2 separate regions of the Mus musculus genome follow, and region 1 is linked to region 2. A link is a loop called in an ENCODE intact Hi-C map of the cell type or tissue named here. Cell type or tissue: heart. All regions are shown on one strand. Links, peaks and the distances in the headings refer to the core of each region. The heading gives the core; the rest is flanking DNA.

The links. A loop is a pair of places that touch in the nucleus more often than their neighbours do. Peaks named below come from ENCODE experiments on the same cell type or tissue, not always from the same donor. Only the 100,000 strongest peaks of a DNase experiment are listed, where the experiment ranks them.
Region 1: a loop joins it to region 2, with 2.1 times the contacts of the local background. A loop is called at or near these places in 4 of 42 quality-filtered maps.

The regions. Positions count from the first base shown.
Region 1 is chr6:42,641,245-42,651,250 of GRCm38, reverse strand. It overlaps Tcaf2 (TRPM8 channel-associated factor 2), which reads left to right and starts at 6,210. Exons shown (of 8, transcript NM_146174.1): 1 at 6,210-6,371; 2 at 8,146-8,782. The coding sequence starts at 8,160. In heart, for the core only: a CTCF peak has its summit at 5,774 (motif pointing right); a DNase peak (open chromatin) is centred at 5,980; H3K4me3 peaks cover 1,175 bases; H3K27ac peaks cover 348 bases.
Region 2 is chr6:42,688,758-42,698,763 of GRCm38, reverse strand. All of the region lies in intron 1 of Tcaf1 (TRPM8 channel-associated factor 1), which reads left to right. Among named protein-coding and RNA genes, the nearest start is that of Tcaf1, 16 kb to the left of the region's middle. In heart, for the core only: a CTCF peak has its summit at 5,557; DNase peaks (open chromatin) are centred at 5,763 and 6,473; H3K4me3 peaks cover 1,932 bases; H3K27ac peaks cover 1,672 bases.

The sequences.
Region 1 (10,006 bases), core at 1,163-9,162, 48 kb after region 2:
GGAAATAATCAAACTCAGGGGTGAAATCAACCAAGTGGAAACAAAAAGAACTATTCAAAGAATCAACCAAAGGAGGAGCTGGTTCTTTGAGAAAATCAACAAGATAGATAACCGATAGCCACACTCACTAGAGGGCACAGGGACAGCATCCTAATTAACAAAATTAGAAATAAAAAGGAAGACATAAAAACAGATCCTGAAGAAACCCAAAACAACATCAGATTCTTCTACAAAAGGCTATACTCAACAAAACTGGAAAGCCTAGATGAAGTGGACAAATTTCTAGACAGATACCAGGTACCAAAGTTAAATGAGGATCAGGTTAATTATCTAAACAGCCCTATATCCCCTAAAGAAATAGAAGTAGTCATTAATAGTCTCCCAACCAAAAAGAGCCCAGGACCAGATGGGTTTAGTGCAGAGTTCTATCAGACCTTCAAAAAAGATCTAATTCCAGTTCTGCACAAACCATTCCACAAATTAGAAGAAGAAGTTACTCTACCCAATTCATTCTATGAAGCCACAATAACTTGGATACCTAAATCACAGAAAGACCCAACAAACATAGAGAACTTCAGACCAATTTCCCTTATGAATAACGATGCAGAAATCCTCAATATAATTCTCGCTAACCGAATCCAAGAACATATCAAAACAATCATCCATCCTAACGAAGTAGGTTTCATTCCAGGGATGCAGGGATTGTTTAATATACGGAAATCCATCAATGTAATCCACTATATAAACAAACTCAAAGACAAAAACCATATGATCATCTCGTTAGATGCGGAGAAAGCATTTGACAAAATCCAATACCCATTCACGATAAAAGTCTTGGAAAGATCAGGAATTCAAGGCCCATACCTAAACATGATAAAAAGCAATCTACAGCAAACCAGTAGCCAACATCAAAGTAAATGGTGAGAAGCTGGAAGCATTCCCACTAAAGTTAGGGACTAGACACGGCTGTCCAATTTCTCCCTACCTATTCAACATAGTACTTGAAGTCCTAGCCAGAGCAATTTGACAACAAAAGGAGATCAAGGGGATACAAATTGTAAAGGAGGAAGTCAAAATATCACTTTTTGCAGATGATATGATACTATATAAAAGTGACCCTAAAATTCCACCAGAGAACTCCTAAACCTTAAATACAGCTTCAGTGCAGTAGCTGGATATAAAATTAACTCAAACAAGTCAATGGCCTTTCTCTACACAAAGGATAAACAAGCTGAGAAAGAAATTAAGGAAACATCACCCTTCTCAATAGTCACAAATAATATAAAATACCTTGGCTTTAACTAAGGAAGTGAAAGATCTGTATGATAAGAACATCAAGTCTCTGAAGAAAGAAATTAAAGAAGATCTAAGAAGATGGAAAGATCTCCCATGCTCATAGATTGGCAGGATCAACATTGTAAAAATGACTATCTTGCCAAAAGCAATCTACAGATTCAATGCAATCCACATCAAAATTCCAACCCAATTCTTCAACGAATTGGAAAGAACAATCTGCAAATTCATCTGGAATAACAAAAAACCTATGGTAGCCAAAACTCTTCTCAAGAATACAAGAACCTCTGGTGGGATGACCATGCCTGACCTAAAGCTGTACTACAGAGCAATTGTGATAAAAAACTGCATGGTACTGGTATAGGGACAGACAAGTAGACCAATGGAATAGAATTGAAGACCCAGAAATGAACCCACACACTTATGGTCACTTGATCTTTGACAAGGGAGCAAAAATCATACAGTGGAAAAAAGACAGCATTTTCAACAAATGGTGCTGGCACAACTGGCAATTATCATGTAGAAGAATGTGAATTGATCCATTCCTATCTCCTTGTACTAAGGTAAAATATAAATGGATCAAGGAACTCCACATAAAACCAGAGCCAGTGAAACTCCTAGAGGAGAAAGTGGGGAAAGGCCTCGAAGATATGGACACAGGGAAAAAATTCCTGAATTGAACTGCAATGGCTTGTGCTGTGAGATCGAGAATTGACAAATGGGACCTCATAAAATTGCAAAGCTTCTGTAACGCAAAAGACACCATCAATAAGACAAAAAAGGCCACCAACAGATTGGGAAAGGATTTTTACCTATCTTAAATCAGATAGGGGACTAATCTCCAATATATATAAAGAACTCAAGAAGGTGGACTCCAGAAAATCAAATAACCCCATTAAAAAATGGGGCTCAGAGCTAAACAAAGAATTCTCAACTGAGGAATACTGAATGTTCAGTATCCTTAATCATCAGGGAAATGCAAATCAAAACAACCCTGAGATTCCACCTCACACCAGTCAGAATGGCTAGGATCAAAAATTCAGGTGACAGCAGATGCTGGCGTGGATGTGGAGAAAGAGGAACACTCCTCCATTGCTGGTGGGATTGCAAGCTTGTACAATCACTCTGGAAATCAGTCTGGCTGTTCCTCAGAAAACTAGGCATAGTACTACCGGTAGATCCAGCAATACCTCTCCTGGGCATATATCCAGATGTTCCAACTGGTAAGAAGGACACATGCTCCACTATGTTCATAGCACCTTATTTATAATAGCCAGAAGCTGGAAAGAACCCAGATGCCCCTCAACAGAAGAATGGATAAAGAAAATGTGGTACATTTACAAAATGGAGAGTACTACTGAGTTATTAAAAAGAATGAATTTATGAAATTCCTAGGCAAATGGATGGACCTGGAGGGCATCAACCTAAGTGAGGTAACCCAATCACAAAAGAACTCACATGAAATGTACTCACTGATAAGTGGATATTAGCCCAGAAACTTAGAATACCCAAGATATAGGATACAATTGCGAAGCACATGAGACTCAGGAGGAACGAAGACCAGGGTGTGGATGCTTTGCCCCTTCTTAGAACTGGGAGTGGAAAGCCCATGGAGGGAGTTGCAGAGACGACGTTTGGAGCTGAGATGAAGGGGTGGACCTTCTAGAGACTGCCATATCCGGGTATCCATCCCATAATCAACCTCCAAACGCTGACACCATTGCATACACTAGTGGGATTTTGCTGAAAGGACCCTAATATAGCTGTCTCTTGTGAGAATATGCTGGGGCCTGGCAAACACAGAAGTGGATGCTCACAGTCAGCTATTGGATGTATCACAGGGCCCCCAATGGAGGAGCTAGAGAGAGTGCCCAAGCAGCTGAGGGGAACTGCAACCCTATGGGTGGAATAGCAATATGAACTAACCAGTGCCCCCAGGAGCTCCTGGTGCTAGCTGCATATGTATCAGAGGATGGCCTGGTCGGCCATCATTGGAAAGAGAGGCCCATTGGTCATGCAGACTTTATATGCCTCAGTGCAGGGGAACGTCAGGGCCGGGAAGTGGGAGTGAGTGGGTGGGGGGAGGGTGTGGGGGACTTTTGGGATAGCACTGTAGATGTGAATGAAGAAAGTACCTTAATTTTAAAAAGGGGAAAAAAAAACAAAAAGAACAAATATAGTCCAATGGCAAAGCACTTACCAAATGTCCAGCAAGCTCTAGATTTGATAGTCACAGTGTGGTGACAAATAACTAAACAAACTCCATCAAACCAAACATTCTAATAAAACAATCATAAAAAAAAGTTCAGTTTCTGGAAAATGGCAGATGACCACAGGGGAAAAAAATTTTTAAAAATAGCTGAGTAGTACTCCATTGTGTAAATGTACCACATTTTCTGTATCCATTCTTCTGTTGAGGGACATCTGGGTTCTTTCCAGCTTCTAGCTATTATAAATAGGGCTGCTATGAACATAGTGGAGCATGTGTTCTTCTTACCGGTTGGAACATCTTCTGGGTATATGCCAAGGAGAGGTATTGCTGGATCTACCGGTAGTACTATGTCCAGTTTTCTGAGGAACGGCCAGACTGATTTCCAGAGTGGTTGTACAAGCCTGCAATCCCACCAGCAATGGAGGAGTGTTCGTCTTTCTCCACATCCACGCCAGCATCTGCTGTCACCTGAATTTTTGATCCTAGCCATTCTGACTGGTGTGAGGTGGAATCTCAGGGTTGTTTTGATTTGCATTTCCCTGATGATTAAGGATGTTGAACATTTTTTCAGGTGCTTCTCTGCCATTCGGTATTCATCAGTTGAGAATTCTTTGTTTCGCTCTGTACCCATTTTTAATGGGGTTATTTAGATTTCTGGAGTTCAGCTTCTTGAGCTCTTTGTATATATTGGATATTAGTCCCCTATCAGATTTAGGATTAGTAAAAATTCTTTCCCAATCTGTTTGTGGCCTTTTTGTATTATTTACAGTATCTTTTGCCCTACAGAATCTTTGCAATTTTATGAGGTCCCATTTGTCGATTCTTGATCTTACAGTACAGGCCATTGCTGTTCTGTTTAGGAATTTTTCCCCTGTATCCATATGTTCGAAGCTTTTCCCCACTTTCTTCTCTATAAATTTCAGTGTCTCTGGTTTTATGTGGAGTTCTTTGATCCACTTAGACTTGAGCTTTGTACAAGGAGATAAGAATGTATCAATTCGCATTCTTCTACATGATAACCGCCAATTGTTCCAGCACCATTTGTTGAAAATGCTGTCTTTTTTTTCCTACGGATGGTTTTAGCTCCCTTGTCAAATATCAGGAGGCCATAGGTTTGTGGGTTCATTTCTGGGTCTTCAATACTATTCCACTACTCTACCTGTCCTTCCATCATGACCAATTACGCTTCATCCCAGGGATGCAGGGATGGTTTAATATACAGAACTCCATCAATGTAATCCACTATATAAAGAAACTCAAAGACAAAAATCACATGATCATCTTGTTGGATGCTGAGAAAGCATTTGACAAAATCCAACACCCCTTCATGATAAAAGCCATGGAAAGTTCAGGAATTCAAGTCCCATGCCTAAACATAATAAAAGCAATCCACAGCAAACCAGTAGCCAACATCAAAGTAAATGGAGAGAAGCTGGAAGCAATTCCACTAAAATCAGGGTCTAGACAAGGCTGCTCACTTTCTCCCTACCTATCAATCTAGTACTTGAAGTCCTAGCCAGAGCAATTCGACAACAAAAGGAGATCAAGGGGATACAAATTGGAAAAAAAGAAGTCAAAATTTCACTATTTGCAGATGATATGATAGTATATATAAGTGACCCTAAAAATTCCACCAGAGAACTCCTAAACCTGATAAACACCTTCAGCGCAGTAGCTGAATATAAAATTAACTCAAACAAATCAGTGTCCTTTCTCTACACAAAAGATAAACAGGATGAGAAAGAAATTAGGGAAACAACACCCTTCACAATAGTCACAAATAATATAAAATACCTTGGTGTGACTCTAACTAAGTGAAAGATCTGTATGACAAGAACTTCAAGTCTCTGAAGAAAGAAATTGAAGAAGATTTCAGAAGATGGAAAGATCTCCCATGCTCATGGATTGGCGGGATTAATATAGTAAAAATGGCTATCCTGCCGAAAGCAATCTACAGATTCAATGCAATCCCCATCAAAATTCCAACTCAATTCTTCACTGAGTTAGAAAGGGCAATTTGCAAATTCATCTGGAATAGCAGAAAACCTAAAATAGCAAAAACTATTCTCAACAATAAAAGAAGTTCTGGGGGAATCACCTGGCCTGACCTCAAGCTGTACTACAGAGCAATTGTGATTAAAAAAAACAAAAACAAACAAACAAACAAAAACTGCATGGTACAGTCATGTTTTCTGCCCAGTGAAAATATCCTGGACCAGATTTCCTGGCCCCAGATTCCCACAGCTGTACTGCCAGTGATGGCCACTAGGCGGCAGGCCCTGAAGCCCAAGCTTGGAGATATTAACAGAGCAATTAGGCACTGGTGTAGCACCAAGCCAGTTGGAGTCAGATTCCCGGTCTGGCAGAGCAACTGTTAGGGGATGCTCGTACATCCGGACTTCTCAGATACTGGAATAGTCCAGCTTCATAGAGGGCTTCCCATCCGGAACAGCCCCACAACTAACCAGTTCCCTGGGTAGCTCATCCAATAGGACAGCCTCGCCTATAACTAACCCTGCCCCGGGATAGCCACGCCCTGGAAAAGATCCGCCCCTGGGAAGCTCCGCCCTCGAGACTCAAATCGGCCCTCAAGAAAGTCTTTCATTTGGGCAGCGGGCTTTCCTATAGCCCCGCCTTCCGCAGCCCCGCCTCTAGAGGCCCCGCCCATGGAAGACCCTTATTCATACTGCAGTCCATTCCTCTGCAGCGACAGTCAGCCGGCAGCAACCTCTGTGGTCTGAATTTTCTGTCCTGGTTTGTTCCGGTGTGGGGCTGAGTGTCCGAGCACTAAGACGACGCTGGGAGGAAATCCTTAAAGTGCCAGAAGGCTACTGGACGCCGTTCCCAACAGTGTATCTGCTCACAGGTATGTTTTTCTTTTAGTTTTATTGGCCTGGAACAGTTTTCTAGTTAACTCAGAACTCCTTTATCTTTGCTCTCTGAACTTGAGTCACGAATTTGAAAAAGGTGTGTGCTCGCGCGTGTAAGCACATTTAGTTTCAGAGTGCTGGGACTGTTTTTGTTTGTTGCTCTTCCTGCCAAACTTGGGAAAAATCAGAGGACTTTCTTTTCAAACAAACTTCATGAGACGTTGAACTTGGAATTCCTGATCTACCTGCTGTCTTTTCCACCCCTAAGCAGATTTCCCACAGTTCACTTTCCTGGAACAGTGCTATGAAGTGGGGGGGGTGAGGCACATAGAGACATGCCAACACCAGTGAACATTTTACCTCACAGAGGAGTGGCTGAAAAGTGACAGGGTTCTTCTATACAGTTCTTAGTCAAGGATATGGAAGGTGGAGATGCATTCCTCAGATTCAGGCCAGGTCATGGCCATGAGCTAAATGGACTGGACTACGCGGATAGATGAAAGGAGATGGGCAACATGAGTTGTTTAACATTTTGTATGAACAGGATGAACAAAGGAGACAGGAGGAACAAGGGAGTCTACCTGAAATCCCAAGTGAAGAACATGGGGAGAAACAAAAAAATGGAAGGAGAGAACTCAACAAGGGGGAGTGTCAGCTGTCTAGATCTGTCTGCTACATAGCTCAACTCTTCCAGGGACCCTCCTAGGACGCACCTCAGAGAGGCCCTGGGCAAGTACCCATGGCTCCCCCCAGTACCTGAAAATTTTCTTAGGATGTCAGCTCACAGCCATTGAAAGGGTGCCCTGTCAATCATGTGAGCGAAGGTGGAGGAGGTCCCCTACGGTGAGCTACTCAGATGTGGGAATAGCGAAGTCTTGTGGATCACCAGCCACACTCCGCACTCAAGGAAAGGAGACAGGGAAGAAAGAGAGAGGCACTCACATTGCGCACTGTACCTATAGCACTTATAGTCTAATCTGTAAAACAATGGTCCTCGGACCTCTGTGATTGGTCTAGAGAGAGAGTCTGAAGTGGCTACTAGGGTAAGCTCAGCTCTCAGCATACCCAGCTTCCAAAAAATTTGAAAAGAACTTTCCCAGGCAGTCAAAATGGGTGGCATGGGGGGTTTCCACTAAGGCAGCTTTGATCATTTGGAAGCTGTTTCCAACAAGGTAAGCAAAGCTGTCAGAAATGATGCACTTTCTGAAAGGTCATGCGATCCCAACTAACGCAGTTTATAACAGGTCATTGTGGCCCTTTTGTCTGAAAGAATAAAACAAACACCAAGTCAGTCCCTGCATTTGATTCATCAGATCCTATGGGAAGCTGCACCTCCTTATCTACCCCAGGACTTGTTCCTCTCTGCCGTTCACTCTGCTGCTGCCCTGGTGTACCTCTTACCAAACTGATCCTCCCACACCATTTCAGGTTTCAGCTTTCTGTTCCTATTCCTACCAGGTCTTTCCTGTCATGCATTCTAAAGCAGTCTTCCTGTCCATAGTTCATCAATAGATAGCAACTGGGGATTGCTGCAGTTGTATTTATTTATTTATTTATTTATTTATTTATTTATAAGCCTACTTATTTAATTGTCTTTACTCTTCTTATAGTTTTGAGTCATAAAAGTGGAATCCTTGTCTGTTTGCGCTTCACTTCATCCTCAAAAGGAGAAACTAATCTATCTTCTGGACCAAAAACATTTAGTTAATTGCCTTCCTTACTGCTTCCTCATTCTGGTTTGACCAACCTGAGTCTCTGCTTCCTTTGTAGCAACGGGCAGAACCATGGCAACAACTCCCGATGCTGCTTTTGAGGCCCTCATGAATGGAGTGACCAGCTGGGATCTCCCTAAAGAATTCACTCCCAGTGAACTCCTTCTTATTGGGGAGGCAGCCTTCCCAGTGATGGTGAATGACAAGGGCCAGGTGCTCATTGCTGTTTCTTTCTATGGCCAAGGCCGCCTGGTGGTCGTATCCCATGAGAGCTACCTGATGCATGCTGGCTTGGCTCCTTTTCTTCTCAATGCAGTGAGCTGGCTCTGCCCCTCCCCAGGGACTCCCATTGAAGTGCATTCTTCCTTAGCATCACTAGTTAACATCCTACGTGGCTCTGGGATAAATGCCTTGGTTCAGCCTGAGCCTGGAGAGGCTCTGGGAGTTTATTGCATTGATGCCTACAACGACACCTTGACCAAGAAGCTGGTCCAGTTTGTGAAGCGTGGTGGAGGCTTGCTCATTGGAGGTCAGGCCTGGAATTGGGCCAGTCAGCATGGCAGTGACAAGGTGCTATTCAGTTTCCCTGGGAACAAGGTGACAAGTGTGGCTGGAGTCTACTTCACAGATGTCTATGGAGATATAAACCGGTTCAAAGTCTCTAAGAAGATACCCAAGATCCCACTGTATATCAGGTGAGTGTTCCATTCTAACCATTTATAGATTCTAACTCTTTTTAAAGAGTGCTGATATCCTGTCTTCACTTAGTTTCAATTTCAATGTAAATGATCGTTTTAACCGTCTTCTAACCACTGCAAAGCAAAAACATGATCACTAAAATGGTCACTAAAGTACATCAAGGCCCAAGAAAATCTTGTTCTCCTGGTCACTCCCTGCCTTGAAAAAGCAGTCATCCACTTAAGAGAAAACCTCCATCTGTCTGCCATTTTGTTTCCACATACCTGAAACTTACAGGGCTTATCAGTGCCCTAAATAAATCAGAAAACACTGGTGTATCTATGTGAACATTTGCAATTGGGCCCAGCCCCATGCTGGGCACTGGGAATATAGAAGAAATGAAAATGATGTGTGCTACCATGAAGCCTACGTATTAGTGGGGAAATCAGCTGGTTAAGCAAATTGATAGATAACACCGTCAGATGTTGATAAGAGCCACAAGAGGAGAGAGAGGAAAGATGTGAGTTATCAGGTCAAGGGGGAGAGTAGCTGCTGCTTAACCCCTTCATGGAAGGCATAGAAATTAAGTTGTAGCAAATGCAACCCAGAAGATGGCAGAATATAGACAATGGCCATGAGTGCAAATGAACAGCTTGGAAAGTAGCATTTGAAAAGACACGGGGATGGGCTGTGCTAACAACTCAGAGGAGCAGAACAAAAACCTTAAAAAACAGAAGCCCGCTTTGCAGATTCCAGAAACATGGAGGAAGCCAGAGTTGTTGGAGATGGGTGAGTGAAGGTGGCCCTGCCAGGAGTGAGCACAAAGACCAATTGTACTTTTTCCCTAAGAGTTTCCCACAGTGGATTAACAGTTTCTGACTTTCTGTTTCGCATGAAGCATGACACCCAGGTACCCAGTCCAGGATATTGGCAGTGTCTCCATGATGTTCCTATTTCCACTGAGAATTGTTAATTTTACCCATTGTTACAAGATGGCTAGCCCTGCTCCAGGCTCTATAATTACACCCAGTCAATGATTGCTAGAGCAGACACATTAGTTGAGTCTATCTTTAAAAAAAAAAAAACTAGAAAATAATCTATTTTCTTGTAATCTGATCATCAAATGAATCTCCTTTGACATTTTAGTGATCAAAACTTAATCAAGCAATCCAAGTTTAAGGACCAAAGGGGGTCTGAGGATATTTATGAATGGTCATCATCTCTGAAGAACTTAAAATCGT
Region 2 (10,006 bases), core at 640-8,639:
GTTAGCAAAATACTTGCAAGAAAATGTATACATCTGTGAAATGTAGATGTCTATGTAGCTTTATGAATTTTTGCAAACTTAACACATCCTTGGTTCAGTAATTAAATGTTTAAAAATAACAAGTGAAACAATATAAAAAAATTAAGAGTGAGCCACAGCACATTTTGGGCCATTCACTATCTTATCTAAAAGTGAACATTATTCTAAACTTTATTCTTAAAGTTGACTTTCCTTTTTTAAATCTATTAGACTTTTAAAAAATGTGTTAGAATTGTCTCTGTGACAAATACTAGCTAGAGAGCAACAATTAAAAAAGAGGAATGGCTTGTTTAAGCTGGCGAATTTCGAGGTTTCAGTCCATGGTAGACTCACTCCTTTGCTATAGGCTGAGCCAAGAATGAGAGACCATAGTGATAAAGCATACTGGGGCAAACTTGCTAATGACATATTAACCAGGAAGCAAAGAAGAGTAAAAAGAAAAGCTCTGGCACAAGGTATGTCTGACCACATAGGTCCTCATTCAGTGACCCACTTCTTCTAACTAAGCCATGTTTCTTAATAGCCCATTCAATTTAGAGTCTGAAGTGAGCACCTTTATGATTTAAGCACAGTCATCCATGAACTGGGAACCAAGCCTTCAACTAATGACCCTTTTGGGGTGGGCTCTTCATATGTAAACTACTGTACTGTAAATATATTCCTGTATCTATTGCTGGGAAAAGACATTATGACCAAGACAACTTAGAAAACAAGCTGTTTCCAGTGTCACACTTCTTCCAGCAAGACCATATTTACACCAACACAGCCACTCCTTCTAATCCTTCTCAAACAGTTCCACTTCCTGGTTACCAAGCACTCAAATATATGAGCCTATAGAGTCATTCTCATTCAAACCACCACATTTCTACAGCATGTAATCTGTTACTGCACTTGGTGACATTCATCCATATTGGACTCATTGTTGCAGCACAATATTTATTACAAATATACAATAATTTATATGAACACTATTGTTGATAGTATTCAGGTAACAGCTGGATGCCACAGTGCATGAAAAGGCAGGGAAAGAAGAACTGAGTATCTTTCAGTTTTACAGTATTATAGATTCTGCTTAGTGTATGGGTTTTATATAAATGTATGTATGCAGTTCTTTTGGGTAGAGACCTAAGCGTGATTAGCAAGTAATAGCATTTTTCCATGTCAAAGTAGGAGCATAAAATTTTCAATGAAAAAAAATTGAGAGAATTCATCAGTGTAAGAGTTGAGCTAATACCTTTAAAGAATATTTTGTAGTTTGGATTGTTTATTTACTCACACATGGCAGAGCACATAGACTTAATGTCTCAAGAGTTATGTCAGCGCTTTCAGAATTTTGTGACATTGTCCCTAACTCAGAGCTACGGAGGGCAAAAAAACCTTAAGCAAAACAAGGAAACTCAGGAAATAAGAAAGGGTATATAAAACTTAAAATTGATTTAGTAGCATAGACTCTGTGACAGAGGAAGAGAAAAGAACCTTCTTGTGTGTTAAAGAAGGCACAGAGATGCCAGAAAGACTGTTCAGTGGTTTAAAGTGCTTGCTTACTCTGATCCTCTGATTAGTTCTCAGCATCCACAATGAACAGCTGACAACCACCTCTAACTCCTGCTCTGGGGATCCCTCTTCTGACTTGCACGAGCACTCAAATATGTACAGGCATGCACTTGCAAACCCACTCAATATTAAAATAAAATGAAAAAAGTTTTAGAAGGCGTTTGGGGATATATGAAGGAGGAAATTCAGATGAAAATGAACTTGTAGAACTTCTACATCTGACAACTGTTGGTTTTACTCAGAAATGATTCTATATACTTGCTTCCTCACCTACAGCCATTTATCCTTTCTATCAATCCAGTGGACACCATGTGCCTTAGCTACTTTTCTGTTGCTATTATAAAATACACTGACAATAGTAACTTAAGGAAAGTTTTGTTTTGTTTCATTTTTGTGTGTGTGTGTGTACAGTTTGAGATTACTTATGTTGGGGAAGTCACAGCAGCAGTTCGTTATGTTGTCCTAGCAATCAGCAAGCAAAAACTGGTGAGTGTTTGTGCTCATCTCACTTTCTACTTTTTATATAGTGCAGGATCCTGGACTAGGGAATGGAGCCTCCCATTGTGGGAGAGCCTTCCCACCCTAGTTAACCTAATCAAGATAATCCTCCACAGGGATGCCTGGAGGCCTATCTGTCAGGTGATTCTACTTCTCAACAAGCTGAGAGTTGATACCAACTATCTCACTGTGGAACACCAGTATATGACCTGGATAAAATGAGAAAATAAAAGGCAAACAAAGCACAGTGGTTAACTTATACTTCCTCCAGATTGGGGAGTTGTTATGAAGTCTTAAATAATGCAATCTGATACTTTTGTACCCTTTAACCATTGAATCTGCTTTCCTGTAAAGATTCAATCTGGGAACTGCCTCTTCTACCTGGTACTAAGGAAATAAAGACAGAGATGTTGAAGGGTGGGAGGCTGGAGAATGTGTAGGAGCAGCACAGACCTCCTTCAGCTTTTGGTGCATAAGTGGCTTTCTCCCAGGGTTCTGCCCTTGCAAACACATGCTGCATAGACAGACAAGGTTCAAGCAGAGCATATCACAAAGCCAAGTCATGGCTATAAGTTTGGGTGTTGGATCCCATCCTCAATTTTAAAAGAGTTAGGACTAGAAACAAAATTCAAAAAACCATGATACAGGCTTCATAAAGTCAGCACCAGAAGTTTTGCCAGGAATTTTTAATTTAGTTTTTAATTGATTAGGTTTATTTGTTTTCATTTTAAAATAATATAATTATTGAAATGTTAATGAAGTGCATGAAAAATAAGTATTGAAAGTAAGAATTACACAGTTATACCAGACATGGTGATACATGACTGTAATCCCAGTAGTTTGGAGGCTGAGGTGGGAGGCTCAAGAGTTGTACACCAGCCAAAGCTTTTTAGCAATACTAATTGGGAGGAGGGGGCAAAACTTATAAGTAATTCACTTTCTTGTCTGAAGTAACTAATTCTAATGCTTTGATACAAACTTTCTATATAATTTTCATGCTTCTAGTATAAAATTAAAACTATTTAACTATATTAGATGATTAGATGTTTTTTTAAAAATAATATTTAATGATGTGTGTGATTATATGCATATAATAATATGATCTTGAAAGGGAGAGAAAGGGAGACAAGAAAAAGAATAAAAGAAAGAGAGAAGAAAAAAGGAAGAGAGAAAACAGGGAAGGCAGAAACAGGGGTTGGAAGAGAAACGAGTGTACTCCAGAAGCTCTTAAGAGCGTCAATATATAGAGATACAATTCATCCTTGAAAACAGTTGTGTATTGTTTAACATAAAGACTTATTACACTGGACAAGGAGGGAGGTATAGTCTAACTTCAACTCTAGGAGGTCAGAAGCAAGTCAAAGCTAGCCTCTGCTACATAGTGACAGTTAATCTTTAAAATCAGTCTTTCCTGCTGCACTCCTAGGATAAGCTCCTAGCCTGGGGTCTTAACTAGAATCAGAAACTGACACTAAGAAGGAAGGTCCTGAGCAAACCAGAGTAACTGGTGGAGCTCTGCCCTCATCCTGAAGTGGCCAGTTGGCTCCTGGAACCAGCCCTTCCACCTCCAACCACCCACCGATTTCCTAGGCTATCTGCTCTACTTCCTTGTCACACACCTCTGCTGGATAGCTGCCCTTCCATTGGGATGGGGCTAGTGGCCTGGATGAGGGAACTGCCGGACCCATGAAGAATGTTTCTAAAACGATGTTTCTAGAACCATAGTATGGCAGGGCACAGGATCCAGGTTAAGTAAGGGCTTCTTGGATCTGCCGTAGCCTGGGTGGAAGACTGAAGTTGTCTAAGTCCGTGGGAGCCTGGAATGCTAACCCAGCCGGGAGCTCTGGCCTGAGGGCTTGCTGGGCCCAGGAAGCTGGTTTCTGTCAAAAGAGTGGTCTGTGGTTTCTGCCTCTCCCACTTTTGTTCAATGTGTTGATTTATTTTTTTCCCCTTTCAAACTTAATTAACAAAAGTCTAATAATTTTTGCCATTAGACATTTTTCATTATGAAATATTTCAAAGTGACATGAGGAAAAGGTAATTTTTCAAATGCTGACATTTTGTCACCTTGTATTCCCCACCCAACCCCCACGACCCTTTTCTGAAACCTAGCCTCATAGCCCCATCCTTGGAGTCAAATTGGCGTGTATTCTTCCCATATAATTTTTACCTTTTATATGTATTTTTACATACACAGCATGCATTTTAATTCTGACCTTTGTCTTGCCGATTGCCCCCCCCCAGCTCCCAACCCCCAAACTCATTAAGAGGTTTTATCCTGACATCTCAGATCAGAATGGGACTTAATAATGAGCATGTCAACAGCCTCCTCCTTTAGGAGCTAGGAAGTCTGGGACCTGGACAAAAAAAGGGGTTATACTTCCTGCCTCTTGAATGGCCTTTACCTGGTAGGACCTGGACTCTGCTTATTTGATTTTTTTTCTAGATGATCTGTTTACTAAATCCGGCCACTGAGCTCATCTGCCTGAGGCTCTTTGTGTGGCATTCATAGTATTTATTTTGGAAGAAAATCTATTAAAAGGAGATGTGGAAAGGAAGTGTAGATCACAACCCTACTTGGATTCAAAGGCACACACACAAAACACTGAATCTTGGGCTGTCTGAATGTTTATTTTGTCAGATATTCACACAGTTTTATTTATGTCTGGTACTCACTTAAGAACAAGAATCATAAATGAGGAAAATACCTAATAAAAAATATTAAAAAAATAAAATAAAATAAAAACATCTTCCCATAAAAAAAAAGAACAAGAATCAGCCCATCTGTTTAAACTTTCTATCTGTGCTATAGGTGTTTATGACCCCCCCCCCCACCTCCCAGAAAATAAAAGAGGCATAGATTGAGTGTCTTAAAACCACACAGCTGGAAAAGTGCAGCACTTTTGATTTGAATCCGCCCCACTGATGATATTATCCTTTGCATTTTAGTTGCTAGACCTGGCACCATCAGCAGTTGGAGTCATCACACAGATAGGACCAGAAAACTCATAAGGAGAAGTCAGCTGATTGTCGGGGAGGAAAAACTTCCCGGAACAATGTACTTCAGCTGTATAGTATTCTTTTGAAATGTTACTTTGAATTTACCAGTCACACACAGTGAGATCAGTAAGGTTATATACGGTCAGTGCCTTTCCAGATTAAACAGTATGGATAGTTAGAAAGGTCTCTTTCCTTTCTCATCTCCCCTCCAAAAGGCGAAAGCATATTCAACAATCCCTGCAAATTCATGTGTTTCCCTGCGCAATATACCAAGGTCAATCTATCCTAAACTTTACAGGAATGTAGGTTCTGTGTAAGCATAGAATGTAATAAGTCACAGAATGAACATGCCTTGGTTTGTTTGTTTGTTTGTTTTTATCCTTTACCTTATTTGTAAGTAGAAAAGTTTTAATAAAAATGACCATCCACACTGCTGGGATGAGACCTCCTCTAGGGGTGTCCCTAATCCACCTCAATGCCTTGTCGCTTGAGCCAGTTACACAAAGAAGCGCTGTCTATTGGCAAGCGCCGCCCCTCGGGCTCCTACTCCAGCCGGGAGGAAGTGGGGAGGAGACTGACTGGGAACCCCTCCTCTCCTCTGGCTCCGTTCTCCTCCCCGTTACGCTCCAGGCTTTCGGCGGCTGCTCGGAGGCGACTTGGTGCTCCGCCGAGAATCCCCTGTTCAGCCCTCCTGGTGCGGTCCTAGAAGGGCCAACCCAGCTGCCTGGTGGAATCGCAGGGTAAGTGGCCCGCAGGAACAGTCCGTGGGCAAAGGAGCCTGTGACCAGGACTGGATTCCGGGTTGGAGGCAAGTGGGGCGGGAAGCCAGTGCTACTCCAGGGACGTTAGAGACCTGAGAGGGACCTGGGCACTGCGGGCCTGGGTGTGTCCAGATCTGGGCAGAGGTGTCCTAGGGCTTCCTGCCTACCTTCTCTTGGTGAATTTGCTCTGTTCTGTGGTGGCTGAGCATCCTCCTCACACCCCCGACCTAGCGTTCTTACTGCTGCTGGCCTTGGTTTGACAGTGACGTTTGTGTGCTACCGCTTTGTGTGGGCGAGTTCCAGACAGGCCCCGCTAGCAGTGGTCGCATCTAATCTAAAAAGCGGCTTCAGAGGAGGGGGCAGGGCGTGCTTGTCACACAGGTAGCTGGTGATAGAGCACCATTCCACGCTAATGTTTATACAACCTGACAAACAGGATCATTAGGACCCAGATCGCTAGCCCACTGGGCATTGTTCACAGGGACCTGGGGTGTGGGTGTGTTTAGAGAGGGCAGTCCTGGTCCAGAGGCCTGAGAATCCGCAGCCGAGATTTTCCACTTGGCTGCCCTCCTCCTCTGTTAGCCGAACCTCCCTCCTCCTGCGCCCCCACCCCCTGACGTCACCCACATGCTCTAAAGACTGGCCATTAGAGGAAAAGGAAGGAGGAGAGAGGGCCTTCGCCAGGCTCCTGCGTAGTTGTGACTGCCCTCGGTGGTGTGGAAAGACCTTTATCACCCACTGTATTTGTTAGAACCCCTCTGGGGCAAGCTGATGGACTTACAGCTAGGTGGATGATGGCAGCACCTGAGCTTCTAACGGCAAAAGGCGGGTCTCCTCACTCCTGGGTCAGAATCCTCAGTTCCCTTGTTCTTAGTTACCCAGTGGGGAAAGTGAACTAATGTGGGAGCAAACAAAAAAAGAAAAATGAAGAAGCTAGAGGGAACCAGACCCATGAGAGCCAGCCCTGGACTGTAGGAACGAGTGTGGTGAGACTGGAATATGGAACAGTAAAAGCCAAGTTTTTGATCTTACTCCTGTAAGATAAAGAGGAAGGTCGAAAGAGGGATTCAAGGTGGGGGCTTGAGAGATACTTTCTTGGGAGCGTTGATGTTGTGAATCTTATATGGAAGTGTAACTTTTTAACGGTGATTTTTATCGTTTTATTGTCTATTCTTCCATGTGCATTAAGCATTCTTTCATATGTGTGAATGAAACTGTTTCTTAAGTTCAAGTTAATAAGGATGTAGTGGAAAGTGTCCCACGATGGAGTGCAAAAGAAAGAACTGAGTCCATTTGAATTCTGGTTTAGTAGAATGTGATGGACATTGTGAGAAAAAAAGCCAATGTATAAGGAAAAAAACAAGTTTCTTAGTGGAAAAGGACATGGAAAAGAGAAGACACAAAGAATTGTGTTTCTGATGTTAAGGCAAGGTCAGGCTAGGCTAGCTGTTACTGAGAAGTATCCCCTGATATACCCATACCCTCACACAGTCTTTCAGTCGTACATCCATGGAATACATCAAGGGAATGAAATGCATTCTCTGATCTCATATATGTAAGTCTGTGTTTCAAGGCCTGGAATGCAAGCAGTGAGGAATCCCTTCTCCCAAGATGGCCCCACCTCCCCTTCCATAATTCCTTCACAGGAAAAACCATGTTGAAGTCTACAGGACTGCTTTGTGATAGGATTAGAATGTCTGCTTTCTCCCCATTTTCCAGACTGTGCCTGGAATACCTTTTCCGCTGAAAGAGAACGTGGCACGTTCAAAGTGGGCTACGGTTAGCACCAACAAAAGAGGAGAGCAACCATGGGGGAACAATTTAAAGGATGAAAATTCATATGAAGACAAACCATTTACCTCTTCCTTTCCTAAGGTGATGAGGCCGCTGTGTTTAACTGTGGCTTCCACAGAGCTTTTATGAATAGAACAAACAAACAAACAAAAAAAATCCTGGAACTTAGCAAATACTAACATATTTGACATATACCCAAGGACCGTACTCTTGGGTAGAGCGATGGCTCAGTGGTTAAGAGTATTTTGGTTTGGTTCCCAGCACACACATAGTGACTCACAGCCACCTCTAACTCCAGTTCTGGAGAGAGTAACTCCTTCAACCTCTGTTAGTTCCTGCAGGCATGTGGTCAACATACATACTACTCAGATACATGTTGTCATAGTTACGGTTACTATGGCTATGATGAAGCATCATGACCGAAAGCAAGTTGGGGAGGAAAGGGTTTATTGGGCTTATACTTTCACCTCGTAGACCATCACTGAAGGAAACCATGACGGGGACTCAAACAGGGCTGGAACTTAAAGGCAGAAGCTGATGCAGAGGCCATGGAAAGGTGCTGTTTACTGGCTTGCTCATCTTGTTTTCTTATAGAACCAAGACAACTATGCTGGAGATGGCACCACCCACAGCAGCTGGGCCTTCCCCTATCAACGATTAATTAAGAAAATGCCCTGACAGCTGCATCTTACGGAGGCATTTTCTCAATTGAGGTTCCCTCCATTCGGATGAGACTAGCTTGTGTCAAGCTGACATAAAGCTGGTTAGCACACATGTACATGCACTGCACGTAAAATAAATAAATATTTTTTAAAGGACTCTTCTTTAGTTCTGCATTTCCTGTACTGCGATCCTAGAGTCACCACTTACCTATCTATGAGATATTAAGCAAGGGACAAATTCCCTGACCACTGAAAAGATCTGGGGTTTTCTCCTCCAGAAAATTATACAATGGGGATATTGATGATATATATACCCTATAAGTTTGTCAGAATTTAATAAATAATAATGTGTTACAATATGGGAAACTTGATAAGGTGTTGCTGTGACTGTCATTACTACAGTTGCTACACTGTTATCATTGCCTTAACCACAGAAAATATGTTCAGAACTTACACAGGGGCTTGAAATTCTCACTGAAAGTATTATCTAGATCATTCTAAGACACCAAATGGGTTTATCTCATGCACACACAGTCTAGCTAAGAGAACAACCAATGAGGCAGATGTATGAATATGATTATTCACAACATGGAAAGCATTGACCAATATACAGGAGTCTGATGGGCAGCTCTTGAGAGAATGTGTATTAGTGTCAGGAGATGTGCAACAAGATGTCATTTGGTGTACAATGGAGTGTCTAGGGAGATTATGGGAAAAAAGTGTGTGATCGAATTTCAGATCCTGAACTCTGATACATAGCAATGATCCTAGGAAATTCCCTTGTCTTTGATCTATGTCCACTCTTGTGTTTCACTTACCAGTGTCCATTTGTAGTTTTGTAGGGTGTTCAGCATCCGTAAACATATATCTTTAATTCTGCCTATCTTATTACAAAAAAGTATGGGTGGGTCAATCAATTATCTTCATGTTCTCCTTCATCTTCCCTATCATCTCTCCTCTGTCTCCTCTTTTTCTTAGTTCATCCTTTGATGATGTTAATTATATTTCCTATTGCTTGACTCATGGCACTGATTAATTTTTCATAGAAAATGTCTCGAATTTTCTCCTCTGTGTACATCTCAACCTAGAACGGTTGTTTCCATAGACAGAAAAGTAGTGGTGGGGATGTGAGAGAAAGACAGAAAAGGAGTTGGAAATAGAAGCAGAGTCTGCCCTGAGTAGTAGTTTCAGGGAAGATGGGAGGAAATGGGAATCAGCTGTAAACTTGCTGTAGCTGACACCCTGCCATGGGGAAGGTCAGACTGGGAGAAAGGAGTCAGGTTTTCTCCAATGGATACAGGTGACACTCTGTGGATTTCTCTTTAAGGACAAAATAATATTAGAGTTCTTTCAGAATAATAAAGCTGGAGAGACTTGGACACCAGATTCCTTCAGTCTAGACACGAATTACTAAAGAACCAAACTGGGTTCCTCCCTCGCAGTGTGCTGGTAGATTGTCAGTGAGGACATTGACAGGGCTTGTGACGGAAATGAGATGAAGAGGGAGAGTGGACATTACAGTGGCTGTGCACAGTGTGCTATCCTGGCTATTTGTGGACATCACAAAGGGCGAGGATAAGTTTCTCACTAACTATCTATTGGGTGGTTGGTTGTATTCTTTAGCTAGTCTCTGAGGTGGGTAAAAAAGTTAGCTCTGGTATTTAACAGCTGAAAGCATCTGTTTGTGTAATTTTACTT